Linked DNA regions of Homo sapiens: region 2 is linked to region 1. The links are chromatin loops, found by intact Hi-C in ENCODE. Cell type or tissue: PC-3. All regions are shown on one strand. Each heading gives the region's core, and the rest is flanking DNA. Links, peaks and the distances in the headings are about the cores only.

Region 1 (8,961 bases), core at 390-8,389:
TTATTATTATTATACTTTAAGTTTTAGGGTACATGTGTACAACGTGCAGGTTTGTTACATATGTATACATGTGCCATGTTGGTGTGCTGCACCCATTAACTCGTCATTTAGCATTAGGTATATCTCCTAATGCTATCTCTTCCCCCTCCCCCCACCCCACAACAGTCCCCGGAGTGTGATGTTCCCCTTCCTGTGTCATTGTGTTCTCATTGTTCAATTCCCACCTATGAGTGAGAACATGCAGTGTTTGGTTTTTTGTCCTTGCGATAGTTTGCTGAGAATGATGGTTTCCAGTTTCATCTATGTCCCTACAAAGGACATGAACTCATCATTTTTTATGGCTGCATAGTATTCCACGGTGTATGTACTGACATCTTAATGTTATTAAGTTTTCCAGTCCATAGATACGGATGTCTTCCCCTTTATTTGTGCCTTCTTTAAATTTCTTTCAACAACGTTTTGTAGCAATGTCTATAACTCTAAACCCACTGTATAAAATACAGACTTGACTAGGATTTCTTAATTCTAAACTATGATTCTCTAGTATTTAATTGAGCCTCAAAGCTAACTAAATTACTAATTCTTGGCCAGAACAGCACTATAAAACCAATTAAACAAACACTTAGTGAAACCTTAGGATGTTTCATGCTCTGTTAAAAACACAGTTAACTATAACAGAGATATTCTTCCTTTGAATCCTCTTTTTTAATTCCCAAATTTAAAACATCACTTTCCTTAAAGGATTCTACTTTTTCTGGGCTGAAGGCTATGCTAGAATGTACAAACAATTGATTTAGTCTAAAAATCATAAGATCACTTCACTCAGCTTCCAAATATCATTTACTTTTCTTAAATAATATTTTTGATACTTCTTTAAATGGAAGGTACAGAATCAAAGCTTGAAAGGAAGATTTAAATTGTGCATATGATTATACAAGCCACAAAAGAATTTAGGCCAGTGTATCTGGGAGCATAATTTCAGATTAAATCTCCTACGTACTATTTTGCCTCACTCAGCTCACAATTCTGTTTCTCGATCATAGCATTGCATCACTAAGCCTCAACAACCATCTTACAGAATCCATTCATTCAACAAACATTTAACAGGTGTTGCTTTGCACTGGGAACTCAATGAGATGCTCAGTGTCACCCATCACAGAGCAGGACAGCAGAACAAGTAGTGATGTCTTAATATCCCTCAACCACCATAATCAGAAACACAAATCAAATGTCCTATGGTGAGGAGGTCAGATAAACAGTTTTATATACAAAGGGCAGTACTTTGCAAGGGGACTAGATTCTACTGCATTTCTTTGTACAGGATGTCCTGCTGAGAAGACTGCTAACACTAACATTTACTGAGTCCCCTCAAACACCAAGACCTAAGGCAGAAAAAAACAGTCCCATTTCTCATGTTATAAAAACCTAAATTATATTTTGAAAACTCCTCATGTTCAAACCAGAAGCAAGATTAATTTGCTTCTGGAGGGGTCAGGCATGGTGGATCACACCTATAATCCCAGCACTTTGAGAGGCAGAGGTAGGAGGATCGCTTGAGCCCAGGAGTTTGAGACCAGTCTGGGCAACATAGCAAGACCTTGTCTCTTAAAAAAAAAAAAAAAAAACATCAGGCCAGGCACAGTGGCTCACGCCTGTAATAACAGCACTTTGGGAGGCTGAGATGGGCAGATCACTTGAAGTCGAGAGTTTGAGACCAGCTTGGCCAACATGGCGAAACTCTATCTCTACTAAAAATACAAAAATTAGCTGGTTGTAGTGGCATGCACCTGTAGTCCCAGCATTTTGGGAGGTCAAGGCAGGCAGATCATCTGAGGTCAGGAGTTTGATACCAGCCTGGCCAACAGGGTGAAACCCTGTCTTTACTAAAAATACAAAAAAATTAGCCGAGCATGGTGGTGGATGCCTGTAATCCTAGCTACTTGGGAGGCTGAGGTGGGAGGATTGCTTGAACCCGGGAGGCAGAGGTTGCACTGAGCTGAGACTGCACCACTGCACTCCAGCCTGGGTGACAGAGTGAGACTCCATCTCCAAAATAAATAAATAAATAAATAAATAATAAATTAGCTGGATGTGCTGGTGCATGCCTATAGTCCCAGCTACTCGAGAGGCTGAGGTAGGAGGATTGCTTGAGCCCAGGAGGTCAAGGCTGCAGTGACCTATGATCATGCCACCACATTCCAGCCTGGGTGACAGAGCAAGACCCTGTTGCTTTTTTAAAAGACAGAGAAAAAAAAAAACTGGGGTTAAAGACAGCAAACAAGCAAATACAATCACATTGGGACAAATCCAAATCTGTCAAAGAAAAATGAAGCACTAAGCCTGTCGCACTCCTGATGGAGCTATTGATTAGCAGAGTACATGCATAAAATTAACAACCCTATAGCTGAGAAATATACATTGAAAGATAAGTCCTTTTCTCCACCTATTTTTCTTACAGTTTATTTTTCTATGATTTATTATCCCTCCAACACTATTTTTAAGAAATATTGATAAAAACATAGAGCCAAAATCTAATGATCTAGAGCAAAGATTACATTTACATGATAATGGCACCTGTGTTATTTATTCTACTATTCGGAAGAATGTAAAAGCTTACTCCAATAGTTAGAAGCTTATAAAGACAAAAACTTTTTCAAGCTGGGAAAAAAAAATTTTTTTATAGAGATGGGGTCTTGCTATGTTGGCCAGGCTGGTCTCGAACTCCTGGGTTCAAGCAATCCACCTGCCTCGGCCTCCCAAAGTGCTGGGACTATGGGTGTGAGCCAATGTGCCCAGCCAGAAATTATTTTTTGAAATTAAAGTGTTTAATTGCAATCGGGATTATTCTGCCTGTAATCCAACAAAAGCAACTGTTTTATTTTTTGCACATTCATAGATAACCTGAATAAACAGCTGATTTCAGGAGAAACTACAACAAAATAAGACACTGATAGAAGAAAAATGTAAAGGAAACATTTGATTCTGCCCATATCTTAAAAAATGTTTCTTTAATAGAAACGAGGTCTCACTCTGTTGCCCAGGCTGGTCTCAAACTCCTGGTCTCAAGCGATCCTCTTGCCTTGGCCTCCCAAAGTGCTGGGATTACAAGCATGAGCCATCATATCTGGCCTTGATTCTGTCCATATTTTATATCCAACTGATGATCTATAGATAACCATAATATAAACATTTTATATTTTGTCATTTCAGATATTACTGTTAAGGGTATTAAATACAATTTACTAGGAAGTCCGCTGAACTGCTGTTATTAGAATTTCTGCTGGGATGATTTCCAGTATAAATTTACGTTAGATATAATCCCCAAATGGTTTAAAAAATGAAACCCAACAAGGACCCACCCTTTTTGCAGGTTAAAAATTTCCCAGGCTACAGTTAAAAAGAAAAGGTTGAAATAGAAAAGATTGGCCGGATACGGTGGCTCACGCCTGTAATACCAGCACTTTGGGAGGCCAAGGTGGGCAGATCACTTGAGGTCAGGAGATCAAGACCAGCCTGGCCAATGTGGTGAAACCCCATCTCTACTAAAAATACAAAAAAATTAGCCGGGCATTGTGGCATGTGCCTGTAATCCCAGCTACTCAGGAAGCTGAGGCAGGAGAATTGCTTGAACCTGGGAGGCGGAGGTTGCAGTGAGCCGAGACTGCGCCATTGCACTCCAGCCTTCCAGCCTGGGAGGCAGAGAAGGACTCCATCTCACCAAAACAAACAAACAAACAAAAAAAAAACAAAAAAAAACAAAAAAATAGAAAAGATTGTGACGTTTCTTGAGAGAATTCCTACATATATAATTTTAACATAAATTGGCAATTCATCTGGTTTTTTACAACAATAAACAACAAGGTTAACTTATTTATAACATAAAAACTTAGAGCTCTTAGCATGAAACTCAAAAGGATGATTTCAAAATGTCTAAATTATGACTGAACTTGGGAAAGCAAATAGCATTTGTAAATGAAACAACCCTGAAAGACACAAAGTTGGCGAGTGCAGCCCCCTTCCCTGCTCCGCTTGGGGTGGGTCATCTCCAGGCGGGTGCAATCCGAGAGCTCCCTGGCTCCCTGCTCTGCCCTCTTCTCCCATCACTCTGCCATCCACGTGCTGTGGGCTGAGCTTCCTGACGTGGAGCTCTGATGGCCGCTCTGTGCTCAGAAACCCTCCGACCGTTTCCCACAAAAGGACAAGCTCCTGAGCTAGATGTTCATGAGATTTTGCTGGGTGGCCGCATACTCACTCTTCTAGTCCGATTTCTCCTGACTCTGGCCAAATATCAGCTATGTGCTAAGCACACAGAATGGCTTGCTACTCCCGAAATGGCCCACACTCTCCCGATTCAGCTCTTTTCTCATTCTGTTCCCCGTGGCCAAAATTCCCTTTCCCTTCCCTGCTAAAATCCTACCCAGCTCTCACAGCCCTTCTCCAATGCCACCTCCCTGTGAGATCTTTTATTCCAACTGGCTGTGATCCTTCCTCCTTTCTTACCTCAACGCACTATTTAAATTATTATTATTATTTTATTTTATGGAGATGGGGTCTCGCTATATTGCCCAGGCTGGTCATGAAACCCTGGGCTCAAGTGATCTGCCCGCCACAGCCTCCCAAAATGCTGGGATTACAGGCGAGAGCCACTGCGCCTGGCCCTGTTCTTTCAAGTGTTTCTTTCTTTCTTTTTTTTTTCTTGAGACTGAGTCTCGCTCTGTTGCCCAGGCTGGAGTACGCTGGCGCAATCTCCGCTCACTGCAACCTCTGCCTCCCAGGTTCAAGCGATTCTCCTGTCTCAGCCTCCTGAGTAGCTGGGATTACAGGCACCTGCCACCACGCCCAGCTAATTTTTGTATTTTTAGTAGAAACGGGGTTTCACCATGTTGGTCAGGCTGGTCTGGAACTCCTGACCTCGTGATCTGCCTGCCTTGGCCTCCCAAAGTACTGGGACTACAAGCATGAGCCACCACGCCCGGCCACTTTCAAGTGTTTCTAAAGGCACTAAGATTCCATTTGATAACATAATTGCTTGTCATCCCTGCTGCCTGGCCTTGATTCTGCTGCAGGGCTGGACACCATGAGGCAGAAGCTGCATGACTCACACTCTATCCCCTGAAGCAACTGGCACCAGCGCCTGGCACACCGTAGGCACTCAAGTATGTCCTGAGTTAAACGGTATTGAAGTTCTGCTCCAAGAAAGTCATCGGAAGGGAAATATTTTGGGTACATCGGCTGAAAACTAAAGGGCCAGTGATAGGGTTTTGAGAAAAAGCTCAGAACAAGGAAGACACATCCCAGTGGCAGAGCTATTTTACTTTTGTGGGACTAAGACCTATAGCCTTTTGTGAGGTCATGACGGGGAAAAACAAAACAAAGCACACACACACACACACACACACACACACACACACACCTCTCTTTCTAGGTAAATAATAAATGAACTAAAGGAATCTTTAAAATAATAAGCTCAATCATTTTCCCCAGTTATAGAAACTAATACAAGAAACGTGAACAATTTTGTTACGACAAAATCATAAATAGTCCTAATAGGTTTTATGTAAATCAGCCCCAGGAAAAAGCTGAATTCCTTCTTTTGTGAATGCACTCCCAAGTAATAGGAAGCCCGGCTAAAGATCCCCAGGTTTTCTTTAATTGTAGTCTCCGAAAATGAATAAGTGAATAAATAAGTGAATGGATTGAATAAGACTTGACTCAGAGTTCACTAAATGCCAGTGCTTCTTAAAGTGTCTATGGAGAAGAACTGGTTTTGAAACATTTCCTAACTGCTGCAGACTGAAACTCTTCTAAAAATACAATAAAAATTCTGCGGCAACATCTAAAAGTGGACATACACTTTCTTTTTTTTTTTTTTGAGACAGAGTCTCACTCTGTCCCCCAGGCTTAAGTGCAGTGGCATGTTCTCAGCTCTTTGCAACCTCTGCCTCCCAAGTTCAAGTGATTCTCCTGCCTCAGCCCTGCGAGTAGCTGGGATTACAGGCGCGCACCACCACACCCGGCTAGTTTTTGCATTTTTAGTAGAGACAGGGTTTCTATATGTTGCCCAAGCTCGTCTTGAACTCCTGACCTCAGGTGATCTGCCCACCTCAGCCTCCCAAAGTGCTGGGATTACAGGTGTGAGCCAATGCGCCCGGCCTAAAAGTGGACATACACTTTCTATACTTAATTTGTCAGGGACCAGTCAAGCTCTGTTTCCCCAAATCCATACACATTTAACATGCTACAAATGTAGGGAAAGGGAGGATAGATGCCTACCTTCTGCTCTCGTGCCTCAAACACTGCTTCATGGACGCTGCAAGCAAAAAGTGAGGTAGGCAGATCACTTAAATCCATCATCTCATCCAAATCATCTTCATTTTCACCAAAAATCATCTCTTCTTCCTCTTCTTGGTCAGTGCTACACAGATCTGACTGGCTATCATTCCAAGATTTCATAGTGTCCCTCAGCATTATCCCCCAAAGTGGGCCTTTTCCTTCTGTATAGTCCTAGGATGTCTATCAGGCACCCACTGTTAAAAAAAAAGAAAATGCAGAGGTAAAACTCCGAAGACCAAATAATGTTCCAATCAATCAATGTCTCCAGGCTGCAATTCATCAAATGAAGCAATTTTATTTAGAACGATGAATCAATATTTAAATCAATGCATTACAGTCCTCGTAAGTGAATTCTAGATACGCTAATTTGATTTGCTTAGCATATTTTATGTAACATATTTCACTGGCAATGATTTATTAAGAAAAAAAGGCAAAACGTTTTCTAGTGAACCTAGGGAAAAAAGGGTAATATAAAATGAGATCATATCAATATGTATTCTAGTTTATAAGCAGTAGAAAGAAAAATGTGAACCAGAAGAGCCTCCACATATTTGTTTGGGGTTTTCCATCTACAACACTGTAACTGGCACAGCCAAATACAACCCACACTAATTCTCTCACCATCTGTACCCTGAAATATGGTCTGTGATGAGCTGACTCTACCTCTCCTAACCAATTTGTTCTTTTTGAATACACTTGAAAGAATTAAGTTACACAGAATCAAAAGCTGTCTATAAATTCAGTCTTTGTTAATGTTAGAAATATTTGCGGTAGGCAAAATTTAACACAGAAAATCAAAAAGAGGGCCAGGTACGGTGGCTCATGCCTATAATCCCAGCACTTTTGTTTTTGAGATGGAGTCGTGTTGTGTTGCCCAGGCTGGAGTGCAGTGGCGCGATCCCGGCTCACTGCAACCTCCGCCTCCCGGGTTCAAGCGATTTTCATGCCTCAGCCTCCACTACAGGCGTGTACCACCATGCCCGGCTAACTTTTTATATTTTTTTGGTAGAGATGGGATTTCACCATGTTGGCCAGGCTGGTCTCCAACTCCTAACCTCAGGTGATCTGCACACCTCAGTCTCCTAAAGTGCTGGGATTATGGGTGTGAGCCACCACATCTGGCCAATCCCAGCACTTTGGGAGGCTGAGGCAGTGATCAAAGGATCACTTCAGCTCAGGCGTTCAAGACCAGCCTGACAACATAGTGAGACCTTGCCCCTACAAAAAATTAAAGAAAATTAAAAAGGTGTCCTTTTTCTGAACTTTTTTTTGAGACAGAGTCTCGCTCTGTCACCCAGGCTGGAGTGCAGTGGCACAATCTCGGCTCACTGCAAGCTCCGCCTCCCGGGTTCACACCATTCTCCTGCCTCAGCCTCCCAGGTAGCTGGGACTACAGGCGCCCGACACCACGCTCAGCTAATTTTTTGTATTTTTAGTAGAGATGGGGTTTCACTGTGTTAGCCAGGATGGTCTCGATCTCCTGACCTGGTGATCCGCCCAACTCGGCCTCCTAAAGCGCTGGGATTACAGGTGTGAGCCACCGCGCCTGGTCCCTTTTTCCAAACTTTAAAAAATAACCAATTTTAAGGCAAATGTCTGGAGCTGACAGTGTCCCTGGGTGGAATAACAGGACAGAATCTGTCTCTCATAGGCTGTTTCTATGCATGTCTGCCTCTTCCAATGAAGTGCACATCACATGCACCAAGCAGAGAGCCTTGGACATGACACATTTCAAGATGCGGAGGCAGAATTTAATAAATACGTAGCAGGCACAGACAAACTAAGTGATTATGATTACTACCTCAATACCACCTGATTTGTGATTTTTCCCTTTTATTTCAAAGAACAGAAGGTCACAAATACATTGCTTACACACAGTATAATACAGAATGGTAATTATGGAATAAAAATAGTGAGGTTTTTTGGTATTCTACAATATCAATCAAGACTACTTCTAAGAAGTAAAATCTTTACTCATTTGTATATACATTTTCTGAGTGCCTACTGCTTGGTGTTGGGGAGTGAAGAAAACATGGTTCCTACCCTCAAGGCACTCCCAGCAAAGCCAGCATTTCTCCTCTTCAACAATGCTAAGCACCCAATCTCCTAAAGAACCTCGTTCCATCAGCTGTCAGCTGTACTTAATTTTTTTTTTTTTTGAGACAGAATTTTATCCTGTTGCCCAGGCTGGAGTGCAGTAGTACGATCTTGGCTCACTGCAACCTTCGTCTCCCAGGTTCAAGCCATTCTCCTGCCTCAGCCCCCCAAGTAGCTGGGACTACAGGCATGTGCTACCATGCCCGGGTAATTTTTGTATTTTTAGTAGAGACAGGGTTTCACATGTTGGCCAGGCTGGTCTCGAACTCCTGACCTTAAGTTATCCGCCCGCCTCGGCCTCCCAAAGTGTCAGCTGTACTTTCAATTTCTCCTTCTCCACTTGTTCCTCTTCCTCAGCAAACATGTGTTCCTGCGAGCCCTACCATCTGGATTCTACCCTCCCCTCATGCTCCCCCTAATTCTCCTTCACCTTCCTACCAGCTTCTGGGAAATGTGATCTCTTCTTGCCGTGCTCCCTCTGCTCTAGTCACTCCTGAATTAGGTGCAGTTTGGCCTCCACACTACCTTTTG
Region 2 (8,961 bases), core at 305-8,304, 52 kb before region 1:
CTGGGGGTCCAGGAAATGCAAACATGAGCAGGAACGAGGTTTGGGGAAGGATGTGGTGGGTGTGCTGGGGTGCTGAGCTCTCCAGGGGGCCTGTGTACTCCTAGGAGGAGGGGGCTGAGCAGTGGGGAGGGGCGGTGAGTGTGTGAGCAAGTGTGCAAGCGAGTGTGCCTCTGTGGGCTGGTGTGTCCAGAGCCGGCCCTGGCACGGGGAGCTTGGCCAGGCGGGGCTAGCAGGTTCTTCACTTCCTCTCTGAGCTGCCCAGAACCATATCTGTTACCCACAAACCATAGCAGGTGCCGAGCTCAGCCCCAGCCTGCACCATTCAGTGACCACTGACTGCCTCGGGAAAGAGCAGGTCAGAGGCACAGGAAGGAAGGGTCTGATGGGGTTGGAGCCTCAGACCTGACATTTACCTTGGACGGGAGAGTCCTTCTTGGGGATACGGAGCCCATCTCTACCTCCAAGTCATATCCCAGTGGGGGAACGCCCTCAGTGTGATCCATCCACCCTAAGGTGGAGAGGATAGAAAAGCCCTCTCCCCTTAAAATCCATCAACTGTACAGCCACCCCAGAGAACTTTCTAGAAATACATCTGAGCATGCTCGCCGCTGCCCCAGCTTTGGATGGCTACTCATCAGCTAAGGTGAATGAAGTCCCAATCCTCAGCCAGGCTTTCACCACCCAGCAGCATCTAGATCTGTGCTGTCCAGCGTGGTGCCCCTGGCCACGCATGGCTATTTGAGCCTCGGAAATGTGGCTGCTGTGAGTTACAATGTATTTTAAGTGCAAAATGCCCATGGAATTACAAAGACTTAGGACAAAATAAAAGAATGTAAAACATCTCATTCATAATTTTTTTCTTCCAGGCGCGGTGGCTTACGCCTGTAATCCCAGCACTTTGGGAGGCCGAGGCAGGCGGATCACTTGAGGTCAGGAGTTTGTGACCAGCCTGGCCAATATGGTGAAGCCGTGTCTCTACCAAAAACACAAAAATTAGCCAGGCGTGGTGGCGCACACCTGTAATCCCAGCTACTCGGGAGGCTGAGGCAGGAGAATCTCTTGAACCCGGGAGGCAGAGGTTGCAGTGAGCCGAGATCGTGCCATGTCACTTCAGCCTGGGCGACAGAGCAAGACTCCATCTCAAAGAAAAAAAAAGTATATATATGAAGTTTTTTTCTATTGACTACATGTGGAAATGTTCATATTTGGAATATGCTGGGTTACATAAAATATCAAAATTTAGCCTGTTTCTTTTTTCTTTCTTTCTTTTTGAGACAGAGTCTTGCTCTGTCACCCAGGCTGGAGTCCAATGGCGTGATCTCCACTCACAGCAACCTCTGCCTCCTGAGTTCAAGTGATTCTCCTGCCTCAACCTCTTGAGTAGCTAGGATTACAGCTGTCCACTACCACGCCTGGCTAATTTTTGTATTTTTAGTAGAGACGAGGTTTCACTATGTTGGCCAGGCTGGTCTTGAACTCCTGACCCCGTGATCCGCCTGCCTCGGCCTCCCAAAGTGCTAGGATTACAGGCATGAGCCACCGTGCCCAGCCTTCTTTTTACTTTTTTAATGTGGCTACCAGGACATTTACAATAACATATGTGGCTCACATTATATTGGACAACACCAAACCACACTCTGTCCTTCTCTCTTTGCTTTATACCCAAGGACGCTGGGAACTCCAAGAGAAGTCTCAATGTCCCTCGTTGTGAAGCAGAATGGGGTTTGATGAGGATCTAATGGGACTGTGAACATGAAGACCATGCCCAGTGGTGGGCATAGCAGAGGCGCCCAGAAGGAGTAATTATGACCGGGTGGTAAGTGTTCACCACCCACACCCCTCTCCTACCAACACCAACTCATTCATTTGTTCATACATTCATTCATTCAGGAAATATTCATTAATCATATATTATGAGCTAGAGACTGTGGCACTGAGCAAGGATCGGGCACAGGGCACCTGGCATGTACCTTCCCCCCATGTGTGGTCTGCATCACCAGGAGGCAGATGAGACACTAACACAGAGGTGCCGTGAGCTCAGAGGCTGAGGGTTCTGAGCAGGGGCCTGGGGGAGGGCAGGCCACCTGGAGCAGTGGAATTTGAATGGCACCATGGGGTCATTAAACTCTTCGGCTGTGGGGTCAGACTGACCTGGATCTGAATCCCAGGAATATAATAATAGCTTGTATGTACTTAGTTCTAAGCGCTAAGCCCCCTGTTAAGTACTTTGTTTGTTTATGTATTTAGTTTTTGAGTGAGATCTTGCTCTGTTGCCCAGGCTGGAGTGCAGTGGCACAATCACGGCTCACTCCAGCCTTGACTTCCCCAGTTCAAGGGATCCTCCCATCTGCACTGCCCAAGCAGCTGGAACTATAGGTGCAAGCCACTGCACTCGACTAATCTATAAAAAAATTTTTTTTTGTTAGAGATGGGGCCTAACTTACTTTATGTTTATTTGATTGTTTCTAAGCAAAAAGCATATTGTTTGTTAAAATTTCTAGCCTGGGCATGGTGACTCACGCCTGTAATCCCAGCAGTTTGGGAGGCCAAGGTGGGCAGACTGCTTGAGCTCAGGAGTTCAAGAGCAGCCTGGGAAACACAGGGGGACCCCGTCTCCACAAAAAAAAAAAAAAAATTTCCAGGTGTGGTGGCTCACATCTGTGGTCCCATCTAGAGGTTGAGGTGGGAGGATCACTTGAGCCCAGGAGTTCAAGGCTGCAGTGAGCAGTGATTGTGCCACTGTACTCCAGCCTGGGTCACAGAGCAAGAAAAATTGTCTCAAAAAAAAATTTTTTTTAAGTGAGGAAACTGAGGCCCAAGGAGGTTAAGTAACTTGTCCAAGGTCACCAACTGAGGAAGGACGTGACCCCAAAGAATCTGACTTCAGAGTCTGCACCATGTTTTGAGGGCTTGAAAGTAAGAGGAGCATTTAATGAGCACTTACTGTGTGCCAAGCACTTTTCTAAAAACTTTATAAGTAAGCTTTTATTTGTATAGTTTAAATTTTTATTTGTATAACTCATTTCATTCCATGCCAGCCCTAGGAGGTGGGTATCATTATTTCCATTTTACAGGTAGAGAAACTGAGGCCCAGAGAGACTAAGTATCCTGAGGTCACACAGCCAGTGAAAGCGGCAGAACTAGGTAGAACTTAGGCCAAGTACACCACAGTTCATGCTTTTGACCACTCCACTTTACTGCTGCCGCTCAATCAATGAACATTGTTACTATTATCATTTGACTGGGACTTTATGAGGTGGGAAGGGAAGAATGCCAGTCTAGCTGGGAAGAACAATGGGAGTGAAGTCTGGGGAGGAGGGGGTGGGAATGGGCACATTAGGGAAGGAAAGTGTAGGATGTGGTGAGTGGGTGGGAGAGTGAAGGTCCCAGCACAGTGAAGTCTAGTGCCCAGGGAGGGCCAGAGTGGAACCTAGATTCAAGAAATATGTTGGGACTGGACATGGTGGCTCATGCCTGTAATCCCAGCACTTTGGGAGGCTGAGGCAGGTGGGTCACCTGAGGTCAGAAGTTTGAGACCAGCCTGGCCAACATGGTGAAACCCCGTCTCTACTAAAAATACAAAAATCAGTCGGGCATGGTGGCAGGCGCCTGTAATCTCAGCTACTCGGGAGGCTGAGGTGGGAGAATTGCTTGACCCCAGAGGTTGCAGTGAGCTGAGATCGCACCATTGGGCGACAGAGCAAGTCTCCAAAAAAAAACAAAACAAAACAAAACAAATATATTAGGAATTAAAGCTGTGGAAGAACTTCCTCCACAATAAGAAACTAGCATGCTCTGGGCTCTCAAGAACCCCTACATTATGAGCCGGGTATGGTGACGCATGCCTCTAGTCCTAGCTACTTGGAAGGCTGAGGTGGGAGGATCTCTTGAGCCCAGGAGTTTGAGTCCAGCCTGGGCAATATATCGAGACCCCTGTCTCTAATAACAACAACAAAAAGGATCCCTATTATGGGATTCAGTTTATTATGGATTCAGTTTGAGATGCTTGAAAATGAACCAGTAGTGGTCAGAGCCAGACTGACCTGGCTCGGCTGGGTGGCCTTTAGAAAGTTACTTAACCTCTCTGTGCCTTCATCTCCTTTTCTGTAAAGTGGAGGTAATAACAGGACCCTCTTCATGGGATTGCTGTTTAATACTACTACTAATAATAATAAATATAAAGTCTCTGGCAGTGTTTGGCACAAAGCAGCCCTTTAATATATTTCCTTTCTCTCCCCTCCTCCACCTCTAGGAAGATCTCCCCAAACCCCCAGCCACATGAGAATCGAGGTTAAAATCAGCAATGGATCTAGCATCACCGAGGTCCCTGGGGACCCCAGGTCAGTAAGGTGAGGGAGGAAGAAGACAGGGCAATGTCAAGCCATCCAGTTTCCAAATGTGTCTAAGACTGAGAAAAAGGAATAACTAGAACTTGTTTCCCTCTCCTTCCTGCTGTGTCAACTCTGAGTTATATAACTGAGCTTCTCTGTGAGGTGCCCCGTGCGGGCCTCCAGGAGGCAGGGTTGGCAGTGACATAAATAAATATTTCTGTGCTCTCTGCCCCCGGGCTCAGGTTCTGAGCAAATACCACAGCCTGAGAGGGAGGCCGTGACAAGGAGGAAGCTCTGGACTGTGAGTTGCCCCGTGTTCCAGGCCCAGCCCTGCCTGGAAGGATGTGAACGGGTCACAGGCGGGTGCCTAATTAGGTGACGAGCGGTCACGGGAGTGTGACCTGGAAGGAGAGATTCCAATACGGCCAGGGCGTCGCGGAACCCTCGGTCGATTCTCTCTATGGGTAGAATCAAGCCCACTCTCCTACCCCACCTGGTGTTCAATGCCCTTTACACTTCAGCCCCCGCCACCTCTCTCCTGCCTCCTCTCCCATCCCACCTGGGCACCCACATACTCCACACCCTGGCTCCTTGAGACTATTGAGTTTTCCCAAGGTTTGTCCCCTCTTTGGGAATGTCCTCCACTTCTTCCCTCCTCCATGAACTAGAAAGAGGGTGGAGACAGAGATCAGGACTTTAGAATTAAATTGGGGATTGAACTCCGGCTTAGTTATGTCCCCTTGGGCTCACAACTTAGCCTCCATGCCTGTTTCCTCAACTGTAAAGGAGGCTTTGCGACTCCTCTCTAGTTCCTTCTTGTTACACTCAAAGGAGATGATAATTGTTAATATTAAGTGTCAATCACTTAGCCTTACTGTATAGACCAGGCCTGTGTAAGGGTTTTGTGTGCATAAGTCACTTAGCAGTGCACGTTAACCCCCTAGCAGAATGCCTGGGCCCTAGTGGGTGCTGATAATGTCAGTTTCCTTTTTCTCCAAGACCTGCCCAAAGCCTCTCCTCCTATCTGAAGGAGGTCAGCCTCCTCTGAGACTCTTCACAGCATCTCATAGGTACCTTAGTTATAGCACTTATCACCTGAAAGTGTTGTTATCAGTAGGGAGGTCCGGCTTCCTTTCTATTCTAGGTGCTCCCTGGGGGACCTGCCTTACTTATAGCCATCCTGCCAGCACCCAGCACAAGGCCTGCTGTTTAGAAGGCACTTGAATGAATAAATGCGTGAATGCATGTGTGCGTATGGGCTGCGTGGAAGAGATGGGGTTAAGCAGGTGCCTGAGGATGGGTTGGCTCCGAATATACGCTTAACTCTCTGGGGTCCGGATCCCTGAGCTCGGGGCCTGGACCATCACAGCCCCTCTCAGCTCTGTGCAGACTCAAGGGACAAGTCACAGCCTCCTTTGTACTTTTACATTGCTTGGACTTGGATATTTTTCTAGTAAAAAACCAGGATATTTGTCCTGGCAAAGGGTTTTTGGGCCATGAGGCATCCAAGAGGGGATCTAGAAGCTATGGACTGGAATTTCCAGAATTCAGGTTTATGAATCATAGACTCACCTCTACAGTGCCTAGCCTGGCCTTGCACCCAGCATACAATAATTGTCTAATAAATGCTTAGTGGATTTGAGGCAGTGTGCTTTTTATGCCATTGTGGGGCTGGGATATGTCACTGTGAAGGAATAGAAGCCTCCAGCCTCTTCCCTGGGGAGCCACTTGTTGAAGGAATTAGAATTACAGACCTTTGCTTTCTGCACAGTTTCTCCATTGTTCCAAAAGCAATGATCATTTCCAACTTGCTACAGAATAAAGTTCTAATGATCTGTTGTGGGAATCAAGGTCTTCCATGAACTTGCCTCAGTCTTATTCCACCAGCCCCTGTCTCCTCTTCCCTTCCCCCGCCAGGCAGAATGAGCAATTTCCTGTCTCCAAAACCCACCAGTGCTTCCCAGCTATGCAAATTGCAGTTTCCAAAGACAGCCTCATAATATCTCCCATCCCATATTCTCTCCTGCAGTGTGACCCGGCCACTGCCCACATCAAGAGGCAGAGTCCATTTCTCCACTCCCTTGAAGCTAGGTGGGCCCTGTGACTGCTTAGACCACTAGAATATGTCAGAAATGGCCAGGCGCATGGCTCATACCTGTCATCCCAGCATTTTGGGAGGCTGAAGTGGGAGGATCACTTGAGCCCAGGAGTTAGAGACCAGCCTGGGAGCATTAGTCTGTTTTCTTACTGCTATAAAGAACTGCCCAAGACTGGGTAATTTATAAAGGAAAGAGGTTTAACTGACTCGAAGTCCAGCATGGCTGTGGAGGCCTCAGGAAACTTACAGTCATGGAGGAAGGAGAAGGGGAACCAAGGTAACTTCTTCACAAGGTGGCAGGTAGGAGAGGTGCCAAGCGAAAGGGGAAGAGCCCCTTACAGAACCATCAGATCTCATGAGAACTCACTCTATCACGAGAACAGCATGGAGGAAACCACCACGATGATTCAATTACCTCCATCTGGTCTCTCCCTTGACAAGTGGGGATTAAGGGGACTATGATTCAAGATGAAATTTGTGTGGGGACACAAAGCCTAACCATATCACTGGGCAACAGAGTGAGACCCCATCTCTACAAAAAAAATGCAAAAATTAGCCAGGCATGATGGTGTGCACCTGTAGTCTCAGCTACTCAAGAGGCTGAGGTGGGTGGATTGATTGAGCCAGGAGGTGGAGGCTGCAGTGAGCCATGATCACGCCACTGCACTCCAGCCTGGGTGACAGAGTAAGACTGTCTCAAAACACACACACACACACACACACACACACACACACACACACACAATCTTCTATCACTTCTAAAAATGGCCAGTGTCACTTGCCATTAATAGAAGGTAACAATGAAATAAATTAGATGAAATAGATCAATGTCATTAAATTCTAGCTAGACAATGTCACCTCCCAACCTGTCCAAGCCTAGGACTCACTCTCTCCTTGTTGAAAAGAGAACAAGTGTTGCAGTGACATTGGTACCCAGACTCTGGGTTCCAATATCTGGGCAGTTACAGTGTATCAGCTTCCAGGTCCCTGGATCCAGGATGTATGTGTCCTTGAATTCAACAGTTCCCTGTCAAGTTCAGTTTCAACCTCCAGGGCAGCCTTGAGATTCCTCCACTTTCCTGGTTATGGCAGATGCTGTAGCTCCCCAGTCTGGCCAGTTTTGCAGTATTTTGGGAGCCTCTAGCCTTTCCTACATTAAAAAAAAAAAAAAAGGTGTATAAAATCCCCTCCTGCCTAAAATGCCAAATACTGCTTCTATTTCTTGCACTGAAGCCTGACTTCCCACAGTTCTTGCAGGATCTCCTGAACATTTCTTTCATTATTTATTTCCTGCAAGAGTATTTTCAATGTGGGTCTTTGTGTATTCCACCTTCTGAGGCTTTATTTGCCTAAGAATATTTTTATTATGACCTCATGTTTGAATGACAAATTGGCTGGCTTTAAAATTCTGGATTGAAAGAGTTCTTTTTTTTAAATTACTAGTGACATCACTTCTTTGACTTTATCGGGTATTGCTGTTGAGAAGAATAATGCCAACCCAGTTCTTGTTCCTCTGTACGCCATCTGTTATTTCTCCCTGCTCTTCTTCCTGGTCTTTCATATTCTTAATTTCCCCCTGATACCTATGTGTGAATTTTTCCTTATTCTTTTCTACTGTTGGTTACTCTATGAGCTCTTTCAATCTGTACTCATTTAAAAAACATTTTTGGAACATTTAAATCTCCATTATTTCGTCAATTATTTATTTCCTCATCTCCACTTTTATTTTTCTTTCCTTTTGGGAATCATACGTATACTCTCCATCTCTCTCAGGTTTTTTTTTGTTTTTTTTTTTTTTTTTTTGAGACAGAATCTCACTCTGTTGCCCAGGCTGGAGTGCAGTGGCGTGATTTCAGGTCACTGCAACCTCCAGTCTCCCGGGTTCAAGTGATTCTTCTCTTGCCTCAGCCTCCCGAGTAGCTGGAATTACAGGCGCCCACCACCACACCGAGCTAATTTTTGTATTTTTAGTAGTGATGGGGTTTCACCATATTGGCCAGGCTGGTATCAAACTCCTGATCTCAAATGATCTGCCTGCCTCAGCCTCCCCAAGTGCTGGGATTACAGGCGTGAGCCACTGCGCCTGGCCTCTCTCAGCTTCTCTTTTCTATGTGTTGTCTCTGTTTCTTTCCCTGTTGCTTTTGGGGATAATTCTCAATCTGATCATCCTATCTACTCGCAAATTCTTCAGTTGTATCCATCCTGATATTCAGGCCATCTATTATGTCTTTTATTTTTTAAATCTTAAATTTTTCATAGCTAATGTTTTGGCTTGATTCTCTCTTATGACTTTTTTTCCTGTTCATTGCAGCAGTTTTTTAATGAAAGATGTATGTAAGATTACTTTATTCCTACATCTTCCCAATTGCATTTTCCTTGTATTTGGCCTTTTCTGTTCCTACTTGGTGAGATTTAGCTTTTGGCTCAAGGATCTCAGTCTTTGTTCAGGGTTAAGAGCCCTGCTGGGGCAAATGGCCAGCCTTCTCCCGCTGCATATGTCCAGTGCAGACAACGTATTTCTTCCCATAAACT

The links. Peaks named below come from ENCODE experiments on the same cell type or tissue, not always from the same donor. Only the 100,000 strongest peaks of a DNase experiment are listed, where the experiment ranks them.
Region 2: it touches region 1 in a loop (2.6-fold over the local background); 3 of 110 quality-filtered maps call a loop at or near these places.

What each region holds. Positions count from the first base shown.
Region 1 is chr1:24,511,880-24,520,840 of GRCh38, reverse strand. It overlaps RCAN3 (RCAN family member 3), which reads right to left. Exons shown (of 5, transcript NM_013441.4): 2 at 6,274-6,527. The coding sequence starts at 6,468. Among named protein-coding and RNA genes, the nearest start is that of RCAN3, 14 kb to the right of the region's middle. In PC-3, for the core only: no CTCF peak of the experiment used is centred there; a DNase peak (open chromatin) is centred at 5,090; H3K4me3 peaks cover 1,094 bases; H3K27ac peaks cover 1,759 bases.
Region 2 is chr1:24,563,785-24,572,745 of GRCh38, reverse strand. The region is part of intron 1 of NCMAP (non-compact myelin associated protein); the gene reads right to left. It also overlaps the pseudogene RPL26P8. Among named protein-coding and RNA genes, the nearest start is that of NCMAP, 12 kb to the right of the region's middle. RefSeq lists enhancers at 2,986-3,488, 4,639-5,140. In PC-3, for the core only: a CTCF peak has its summit at 4,531 (motif pointing right); a DNase peak (open chromatin) is centred at 4,545; H3K27ac peaks cover 592 bases.